Regions from separate parts of the Homo sapiens genome. Here region 1 is linked to region 2. Evidence: chromatin contacts called from ENCODE Hi-C or POLR2A ChIA-PET data. All regions are on one chromosome and are shown on one strand. Each heading gives the region's core, a stretch centred on a gene start or an enhancer-like site at or near the end of the contact. The rest is flanking DNA. Distances are from core to core; before and after follow the strand shown.

Region 1 (5,232 bases), core at 2,383-4,882, 1.2 Mb after region 2:
GAGTGTAGTGGCACGATCTCGGCTCACTGCAAGTGCCGCCTCCCAGGTTCACACCCTCAGCCTCCACAGTAGCTGGGACTACAGGTGCCCGCCACCACGCCTGGCTAATTTTTTGTATTTTTAGTAGAGATGAGATTTAACCATGTTAGCCAGGCTGGTCTCGATCTCCTGACTTTGTGATCCACCCACCTCGGCCTCTTTTTTTTCTTTTTTGAGATGGAGTCTCGCTCTGTTGCCCAGGCTGGAGTGCAGTGGTGCAATCTTGGCTCACTGCAACCTCTGCCTCCAGGGTTCAAGCGATTCTTCTGCCTCAGCCTCCTGAGTAGCTGTGATTACAGGCACGCACCACCACGCCTGGCTAATTTTTGTATTTTTAGTAGATACGGGGTTTCACCATGTTGGCCAGGCTGGTCTCGAACTCCTGACCTCATGATCTGCCCACCTCAGCCTCCCAAAGTGCTGGGATTACAGGCATGAGCCACCAAGCCCAGTCCGATCACGAACGTTTTTTAAAGCCTGCTACCTTTTTTTGTCCAGTTGACAAGGGCTAACCATAGTGCTGGCCACATATCAGTCAATCAAGTAAATATGGACACAGTGGAGAAATGGTGTTGTCACACCAAACCGTTTGTGGTGTTCATTCAAATGGGACGGACTTGTATTATGTGCACCAGAATTGAACTTCCAAGTTGGCTGCGTGCAATGTAAGCCCTACCCAACAACTTGAAGGCTTGTTTTAGTCACTAAGGATGTTTACCCACAGTGACTCTCAACTGATTCTAGAAAGAACACACCCCCCACATACATACACATACACACACACACACACACACACACACACACACACACACACTAGGGCACTTACTCGCATGGTACCACGTCTCAGAGCTCATTAAAAAGAATTCCTGGCCGGGAGCAGTGGCTCATGCCTGTAATCCCAACACTTTGGGAGGCTGAGGCGGGTGGATCACAAGGTCAGGAGTTCGAGACCAGCCTGGCCAACATGGTGAAAACCCCCCTCTACTAAAAATATCAAAACTAGCCAGGTGTGGTGGCGGGTGCCTGTAATCCCAGCTACTCGGGAGGCTGAGGCAGGAGAATCGCTTGAACCTGGGAGGCTGAGGTTGCAGTGAGCCGAGATCATGCCACTTGCACTCCAGCCTGGGCAACAGAGCAAGACTCCGTCTCAAAAAAAAAAAAAAAAAAAAAAAAGAATTCCTAAGCTAGCCACACTTAGGTTTATTCTCTAGTCTTCTGTTCCCAAACCCTGAATACATGTTCCTTGGAGGAAACAAGCAGCAACCAGATGTCCAAGGTCTCCTGAGTTAACTCCGTCTTCCCTGGTGAATTACAACTTATTGCAGACACAAAGGAGAACAGAGAGACAAATGACACATAAACAGGAGCTTCACTGGCTGGGGGAGGGGGGCATGGAGAGTGACGTCAGTTTTCCCAGAAACCCATTTATCACGATAACAAGGTCTCGAGTGCTTAGGCTGCTCTTTCAGCTTCAGAATCTGGCGTACAATTATGTTCTTCATCATACAGTATGGCAAGGCCAGCCAGAGCAAACTGGAGCCATGCAAAGCAAACCAAGTGGCCCTAAAGCACCCCCTCACCCCCATCTGCAGAACAAAGGGCATCTCTAGGTTGCCTGAGTTGTGCCTGAGGTGAAACACACACAACCTTCTGGAATGTTCCCCATTGCAACATCTGCCCTGCAATCCTAATCCAGGCAAGAGAAACTGGTGAGAGTATGGAGGACAGGTCGATGCAAATTCATTAGCTGACATGAAAAATCATTAGCGTCATTTTTGGATGGAGCTAGTGTAATCCCAGAGATTAATTCCTCTACTTCAGCTATACCATCTCTGAAATGCAGGTAACCAGGAGCAGAAAAGCCACAGCAGAAAAGAGGGAGCCCTCAAAACACTAAAGCAATAAACAACGAGAGTGCCAATCTTGGGGGAAGAAAATTCTCTCAAATTGCATCATCACAGAGAATGTCCCCTGTCTACTCCTGGTCCTTCCACAACATGACTGCATAAAGTGCTCTGTGCTAGGGTGTGCAGGGGGTGGAGGAGGTTCCGAAGAAATGATCCTGCCCTTCCAAACAGGGACAAAAGAGACATTAATACATATTCTGTAGAGAAAATATTATCAGATTCTGGCTTCAGATTTTGTAAAATCAATTTCAATTACACCAAATACCTAGAGGCTTTTTTTTTGTACTGTAGTTGCATTGCATGAACTATTTTCCTAAATAAGTAAGCTACAAGGTTGAAAAACATTTTTATGTGGTTCAGAGATTTTCGTCAAGTAGTATGTGGTGTCATGGGATTTGACCTACCTCTGTCTCCCACTCCTTCCTCACCTCGGGGTGCTGGTGGGCTTATTAAAGTCCCAGATACCCATGGATGAATAGAATAGCTAGGGTGTCCCCCCCAAATGGAATTCATCGCCCTTTGCAACCAAACTTCTGGTTTAAAAAACAAACATGGAGCCTCAGGTCACTTCAACATGGTTTCTCTGCACATCCCAGGCTGGAAAACTTCAGTTCTTTAAATGAAGATTTTTTTTTTCCCAGAGTCGGTCGCCAACAAAAAAAGAGACGGCACCGCTTTTGCGAGTCTCACACTTATTTTCCTGAGTCTCCATAGAAAGAAGCCAGCTCCACAGGTTTTGGCACACAAGCCCAGTTACACTGAACATGCACCCGAGACAGATCCTCAGAGGCCCGCTCCAAAACATGCCAAAATACGCAGCCAGCCACCTACAGGCCAGCCAACTGCACCCCACACTGACGCACAAATGAGACCCAGAGGCACACAGCACAAGCAGACAGAGAGGCGTTCGGACACACACCACAGAGGTGAGCACACTCAGAGAAACACGCGGACTTCTTTGGGTCACAGACAGAACCCCGGCGCCGCCGCCGCCCGCCCGGGAAGACACGAGCGCGCGCGCGTGCACACATACGCGCACACCGATACACACACAGACGCAGTCACATATGTAATGCATATAGAGAAACCCTATCCCAGCCAGTCACCTCCCCGCCCCCCTCGCCACTCACCGCCTTCTGCCCCAGGCTAACCCCAGCCCCGCGCCTCTTTGCCTGTGCGGTCCCGGGTCACAACGGGCAGCCGTGCGCAGGGGCGCGGCAAGGCCAGGGTGCCAGGGACCCGGAGGGCTCGGCGGCTCCTACGGCCATTCATTCGGCAACGCCCCAGCCGTGGGGCCGCAGCTGCAGCGAGGGAGGCGGTGGCGCTCACTGCGGCTCTTGGGCAATGCAAGTTCAGCCGCCGGCCCGCAGGTTTTGCCTGCCCCCCTGCCGCCCCCCGCCCCCCGCGCGCCACCACCGTTTTCCGGGACAGGCTGAGGGACTGAGCTGCTGACCCCGGGAGCAGAAGTCCCACCGTGCCCTTGGCTCCTGGATGCTGCCCACTGCCCTCCTCGCGATGTGGCGGCGGCGGCCAGGTCTCCTTGACCCTCACCAGGCCCTCGGCCCCGGCCCTGGCACCCAAGCTCTGCACTTACCACCTGGCGAGCTATATCGGTCGCTGCCATCGCTCCTGCGTCCGCCAGGGCTGCCACGGGTGCCGCCGCAACGGGAGCTACTGCACAGGAAACAGAGGAGCTCCTCCGACAAAGAGAAAGTGTTACACTTCGGGCGCGACCAAGTCCGGTGGGGGGAGGTGCAAGGGAGGGGCCCCCTCGCCGCTGCTCCAACCCCAACCTCCCCTCTACCGCCCACCCCTTGAAAGTAGGGTATGGAGAGGGGGCGGATTTAACGCGCCGCTTCCCCCTATGGCCAGACCAGTTCCAGTTCTTCCTGCAACCCCAGCCATAGGCTTCTACGAAGGGGGGCGGGGGCTCCCCTCGGTGACCACGTCCTCTGCCCCCCCCGCCACTTGGCTCCGTGGTACGTCCCGACCTCTGCTGAATTGTCACACCCCCCTGCTCTCCTTTACATCCCTAAGTCCCCAGACCCCGAAGGCTGGAAGGGAGCCCCCGCCCCTCCCCCCTCCCATACTCTGCTCAGCGGCCGAGCTCTGCAGTTCTCCTCCCGGCCCCCGTTACCCCCCTTCCTTTCCACCGAGATCCCAAGGTGCTTAGATGGGTGCGCCTTGGCCGCTGGAGTCTCGATGCCCCACTGTCGTGTCTCCCTCCCTCCATGGCCCGGGAGCGCAGCTGCGGCCGAGGTACCGGGGAGGCCTGCGGCACCTGCCGCTCCACAGTAGAGCTTAGAAAGGGGGCCCGTGGGGGGAGCCGCACTGCAGCCCGGCAACTGAGCTGAGCTGTGGCATGTGGGGTCCGAGGCTAGAGGTCTTGAGACGCTGCTTCTGCCCTGGGGTTTCCAAGCCTTGGGTGCTGTGGGCTGTAATTTCGTGGAGCCAAGCTCACCACCTTTGGGTACCTAGTACAGACGGAACCCACGCCTCCTCTCTCCGACCCAGCCCTAGACGCTCAGCAAGACCACCCACCCCTTCTAGTACCAGAGGAAGGGCTGGAGATGAAGGTTCTCAGCTCTATGGAGCGAAATGGAGGGGCGGGTGACGGGGAGCGGCCTCCAGTCACTCTGTCCCGCCCCCTGATTTCTCCTTGACCCTCATTCAGCCCGGGACAAGGCGGCCAATAGGGCGCAGAGGAGAGAACTTCCGAAGGCAGGGGTGCGCCCGCCCGCCCTCCTTATCCCCGTGGCCCACCTCCGCGGGTCCTCTCTCGTGGGCACCTCTCCACTTCTCCGGCCTTGGCGCCCTCCCCTCTCTCTTGGGACTGGCCTCTTGCTAGCTCCCTGTCACTGGAGCACGCTGGCAGATTTGGCATGCCCGAGGCCCCAGCGGGAGGGACAGTACATTCCACTCCTCAAAAGGGCAGGTTCCCTGGTGTGGGAGAGAGACCTGGGCCCGCCAGAGGGACCCCAGATGGGGGAGGGGATGACAAGGCTATGGAGGAAACCCGGGCCCAAGAGGGGGCCCCAATGGAGCATGGAAGATGACCCCGTAAAGGCCCAAGGCTGGAGCAGCTGAGGAGGAGGCAGGAGAGAGGGAAAAAGAAAAGAAGGAACCAGGGAGAGAGAGGAAGAAGGGACTCGATCCAGAGGCCCTGGTCTCGGAGAAGTCAGGGAAGACAAGAAAATGGAGTAGCCAAAGAAGAGCATGCCTGGCACTTGGTTCCACCTGCTGGATGGAGCTTCTCACACTCTCTCGGGAAGCCCTTTATGTATGT
Region 2 (4,897 bases), core at 1,547-4,046:
TTGCCATTCTAGTCTCTCAATTATTCAAGCCCTTCTTTTCATTTCTTAAACCTCTTTTGTGTTACTTTTGAGTCATTTAAATGCTTATTAGCACAGAGTGAGCACAAAAAGCCAGGAGGAATTGAATTCAAATCAGCTTTCCTACCTGTCAACAAGTTTGTCGAGTAAAGTTTTGGCTAAATTGAGTTTTGGGGTAGAAAGTTCATGAAAATTCTATTTATCCATTTGTAGGTAATCAAGGTTATTTGCATAATATTTGAACTGGCTGTAATGAAAAATGTTTGTTAATAGAGTGTGCACTAATCATATAGTGCATAGTCTTGTTTGTTTCTTATTGTTTTTAAAGTAAATTCTTTGTAAGTTTTTAAAAGTAGCTCTTGAGTTTTTGTAAATAGTTAAATAGACTTGGAAAGGGGAAATAATTCGGCAGTTAAAACAATTTCTTCCCTATGCTAAAACTCTAAGGGAAAAAATGGGTTTTATTTTTCCTTAATGTTTCTATGTTAGATTTAAAGGCCTTCGAAATCATATTGTGCTGATTCTTAGAACATTAAGTTGTTGTTCCTAAATTAAAGCTGGGAAGTGAAAATTTAATTCTGAAAGCATCAGCAACAACTTGTCCTTCTCTCCTTGTGTGCTGCCATTTTAGCTTGGAAGGCATACGTGTAAGAGCAGTCTCTTTGTACTATTTAGCTGGTTATCCCTACACAAAAACTTCTGGCTTTGTAGTTCTCAGGGCTCTCTGCTAGGTTGTGTGGAGGATATTGAGGTGAATTAGACATGGTCCCTTGACAATAGCGTACTGTTGTTTTTTTTTGTAATTTGATTCTTAACCACTTGAAATTGAATCTGCCAACTCCTTTCCCCCAAGTAAAAGACCTAAGGTGCTAATCCCTACTCACTGATGACAAATGCTAAATTGGAAGCAACAGCTTAGGAATGCAAAGATCCTTATCCAATTACATTACAAGCTCTCTAAGCCAGTCATGTTCAGCATCATCAGGGCGATAGGAAGGCAAGATCTCACTTTGGTAAGAATGATAGCGTAGTTTGAGTAAGTTTTAGAAAATTCTAAAATGCAAAGTTCATTCAAGGAAATAAAATGTGGTAGGAGCTGAGAAAATGATTTGCTTTTGTTAAGTTCAACGCATAAAGGTTTATGTGGATCATGGTTAAGAGCACTGGCTTGGGAGTCCATCAGATAAAGATTTGAATCCCAGCTCCACAAATATGTGACACTGGACCTGCCTAAGCCTCAATTTCCTCATCTGTAAAATGGGCATAATAAAATAACCTCTCACAGGATTTTGGGGAGAATTAGATGAGATCATAGATATAAAACGCTTAACCGAGTATACAGCAATGCTTAATGTAAGTGGTAACAGAAAGTACAAGGCACTGTTTGCTGACCGAACCGGTGTTTTTGATCCTGCCTAGGAGACTAAGTAAACCACCCAAAAAGCAGTTAAGTATCCAGGGAATGTTATATATGAGTAAATGCCACAATAGATGGGAAAGACAATAAGGGCTGTTGGGGAGCGAGGAGGGCTATGCTATCATAAGAATCAGGTGAGCTAAGTGTGGGTTGGTAATAAACATGACCCACTGGTCTCATGGAAAGTATGACTTTTCCCTTAGCCGTTTACTTTAAGAAAGGTCAGTGTCCTGAATGCAGTTTGTATTTAGATTCTTATGCCAAGATTTTCCCCAGAAAATAATCTTTATGAAAAGATGTTCATGTCTATTTTGGCAAGTTGGGTTCTGCTAGTTAAAAAGATGCCCCTCCCGCCCCACCACATCACCATTAGATTGTAGTTATGCAAAGCTCCTTCAGTAATTGGAGTTCCTATTGGGGAAGAGACAAAGAGATGAGCTGCTGAAAGATGGTCACATTTGGAACAAACAGGCCATGGTCATAACAAAGTCAAATACTCTTTATTTGAACCTTATGAAGAAATTTCTTACAGGCTGGACACAGTGGCTCATGCCAGCACTTTGGGAGGCTTGATGGGTGGATCACTTGACCTCAGGAGTTTGAGACCAGCCTGGGCAACACGGCAAAACCCCGTCTCTATAAAAAATACAAAAATTAGCCTGATGTGGTGGCACACATGTGTAGTCCCAGCTACTTGGGAGGCTGAGGTGGGAGGATTGCCTGAGCCCAGGGAGGTTGAGGCTGCAGTGAGCTGTGATCAAACTACTACACTCCATCCTGGGCGACAGAGTAAGACCTTGTCTCAAAAAAAAAAAAATCCTTACAGTTATGGTTCCATTATTGACATGCTGTATAGGGTTCCTCTCTAGAAGTCTCTAATCTACAGTGGTGGCATCTCTCACTTCTGTGAATCATAATGCAACTTTTGCTTCTCCTCATATTCACACACCACTCTTGACAGTTACCTAGTCTCTGATCTTACAGGGTTTATGAATAAAACTAGAAGGCAAGATGAAATGATCTGAGACCACATAAATCGATATGATGAAATTCTTCTGATTGATCTAATGGGGAATAGAGGGACTCACACATTTTAGTGTGCAAACACACTTGTACAGTTCCTTTTTTGGAAGAAGATATGGCTATCAAAGGGCATGATAGATGCACAGAAATTACAATAGTCTGTGATCAGCTCTCACATCTTGGGTTTATCTACCTTCCCCACGAGACTGTGAACTTCTCAAGGGCAAGGTCTGTTTTTTTATTCACCTCTGCATTACCAGGGGCTAGCACAGGGCCAGAACCTCAGTAGGAACTCAATAAATGCATCTTTATGCTGAACTCACTTTGTTTTCTGTGCTGCCGGAAATTGCATGCCCCCAGTGGCCATTTTGAGTGCAAAGTGTTATTTTAAGATGCTCTCTAGAGAAAGCACTCTAGGCTCTGCTTACAAATGTCTGAGAGGAAAGGAGAGCCGAATGACTAGGGGATCTGGAGAAATTCCTAAGTGAAGGTCGTGGAGAAATGATGGGAAGGAGAGACTCACCTCTTTTTGAGTGTGCTACTTCTATCCCAAGACTGTTGTTATTTTTCATAAGAAAATGCTCAGATGTCATTGAGGCTGTAGTCTGACTGCAATACTGCAAAAAAGCACTTTTGGGCTAATCATTCTCTTTCTGAAACCAGTAGTTGCCATGTTCCTCCTTGTGCTGAAACTCAGTTTGGAGGATGGGGTGGTGGTAGTGGTGGCGTGGTGGTGCAGGGATGTTTTTGAATTGGCTCTGTGCCCTACTGCTCAGCTTTCTGCCTGCTTTCTGGTATCCCTCCCAGTGTGATAAAGGAGAGATTCTATGATGCCAGTGTTCACTTCAGACTTGCAGAAGAGACATTCTTAGAATTCTTAAGGAGAACTAGTTTCTAAAGTAAAAGATTTACCGGTAAACTAATGACCTTTGGTATGGTATTTAAGCAGAAGTAACCCAGGCTCATTTTGCATTGCTTACAGATAAATATTATGTGATTATTCTTGTGTCTTACACATTTCTAATGATAACATAAATATGCCTGCTAGTCAAATGTGCTTTTGGATACATGAGTGGTTGGATGGTTGAATATATACATTCATGTACATTTTTATGTATTTTAGTATTACAAGCATGGTTTTATATTTATACACATACAGTTACGATGATAAAAGATCAGTCATCCTGTACTGCGAATGTACAGGAACCACCACAAAATTGTAAAGTCTAAGTGGTGATGCTATTAGTGACCCTCAGTGAGGATCCATTGTTTCCTCTCTTTGGACCAAGAAGTGGACTGCAACTGAATCTATTCTGACGAGTTTCCTTTTTTGCTATCTGTCCTTTCCACTTATATTAGAAATAAAATTATCTCAATTTATGGAGCTGTGCATTTCTTCCCATTTGTAGAGTTTGCACATAGAAAGCTCATTGAGATTTGGTCCTTAGTGGCCTGAGTAAGCAACGGAAAAGTGTACTGCATCCCACACCATGGTACCAAAATTGGCATTTTTATTTTACTAGAGATAGAAAAATGCAATTTATTCTCCTTTATGGGATGATATGAAGCTTTCTTTTTCAATAAATGTTTTCAATGAAGAAGATATTTGATTTGAAGAAAAATATGAAGTAAATGATAATACAGATGGTGTGGCAAATATGAGGATTATATGTGAATAAGTTCGGGAAACTAATAGAAACAAGGATTAGGAGTTGGGAGACCTGGGTTTGAATCCTGGTTCAGCTCCTAATGTAGACAGATGAACTTAGGCCTCTGAGCCAGTTTCCTGATGGATAAAGTTGAAATGATGGTATTTTCCTTGTCTACTTGACAAAGCGTTTGGTAACAAACAGAATGCATATGAAAGTGTTTTCTTAAGACTGCAAAGTGACCTTGAAATGAATTAACAAAAAATACTAATATTATTAGCAAGTTATTCAAGAAAACTTAGGAGTCAGTGAATGAAAACTTTTAAGAACAAATCATTTTGTTTTGTTTTGTTTTCCCCATGGTGAAAACTGAGTTGGTTCCAAATTTAGGTTGACGGTTTTCCTGTCACTACTTACGGGAAGAAGACTGAAACATATGCTCACTTCTCTCCAGATTGCATAAATGCCTTCGCCTTTTACTTAGCACTGCTCCGGAACTGTATGGAAGTTGCTATTATTTGAATGTTTAAGGTACCATTTATTGTAACGGGTTTTTGGAGTTATGAAAAAGCACCTTTGCAGGCCAATCAGTGCACACTGGCAGAAAGGATAAATTACAAAGCTGAAAGAAAGACCCTCTTTGAGTGTATTGGAAGCTTTTATGTATAAGTCTAATAATAGAATGAGAAAGCTGAATGAGAAAGTTAGATAAGGGATATGATGGAGACTGCAGGGCAGAACCACCATTAAATCATGATAATTCTATAGGTCAAAAGGTTTTCTTTGTCTC

The links. A loop is a pair of places that touch in the nucleus more often than their neighbours do. ChIA-PET counts read pairs that join two places held with the same protein, here RNA polymerase II (POLR2A). Pooled maps may share reads with other maps.
Region 1: a loop to region 2 is called in a pooled map, with 4 times the contacts of the local background. The contact joins the promoter of SEPTIN6 here to the enhancer-like site in region 2. A Hi-C loop is called at or near these places in 1 of 37 single-sample maps with no recorded cell type and 8 of 50 pooled maps. POLR2A ChIA-PET finds 5 or more read pairs at or near these places in 1 of 52 experiments (OCI-LY7).

What each region holds. Positions count from the first base shown.
Region 1 is chrX:119,689,536-119,694,767 of GRCh38, forward strand. SEPTIN6 (septin 6) reads right to left here and starts at 3,633. Exons shown (of 11, transcript NM_145799.4): 1 at 3,541-3,633. The coding sequence starts at 3,570. RefSeq lists enhancers at 2,647-2,696, 3,517-3,646 and silencers at 3,187-3,316, 3,827-3,876.
Region 2 is chrX:118,534,060-118,538,956 of GRCh38, forward strand. All of the region lies in intron 1 of DOCK11 (dedicator of cytokinesis 11), which reads left to right. Among named protein-coding and RNA genes, the nearest start is that of DOCK11, 41 kb to the left of the region's middle. RefSeq lists enhancers at 2,111-2,160, 2,391-2,470, 2,871-2,920. Within about 2 kb of position 2,797, at least 8 of the 41 ENCODE cell types and tissues checked have a DNase peak (open chromatin) inside an H3K27ac peak, as active enhancers do; they include OCI-LY7, where a contact is called at or near this core.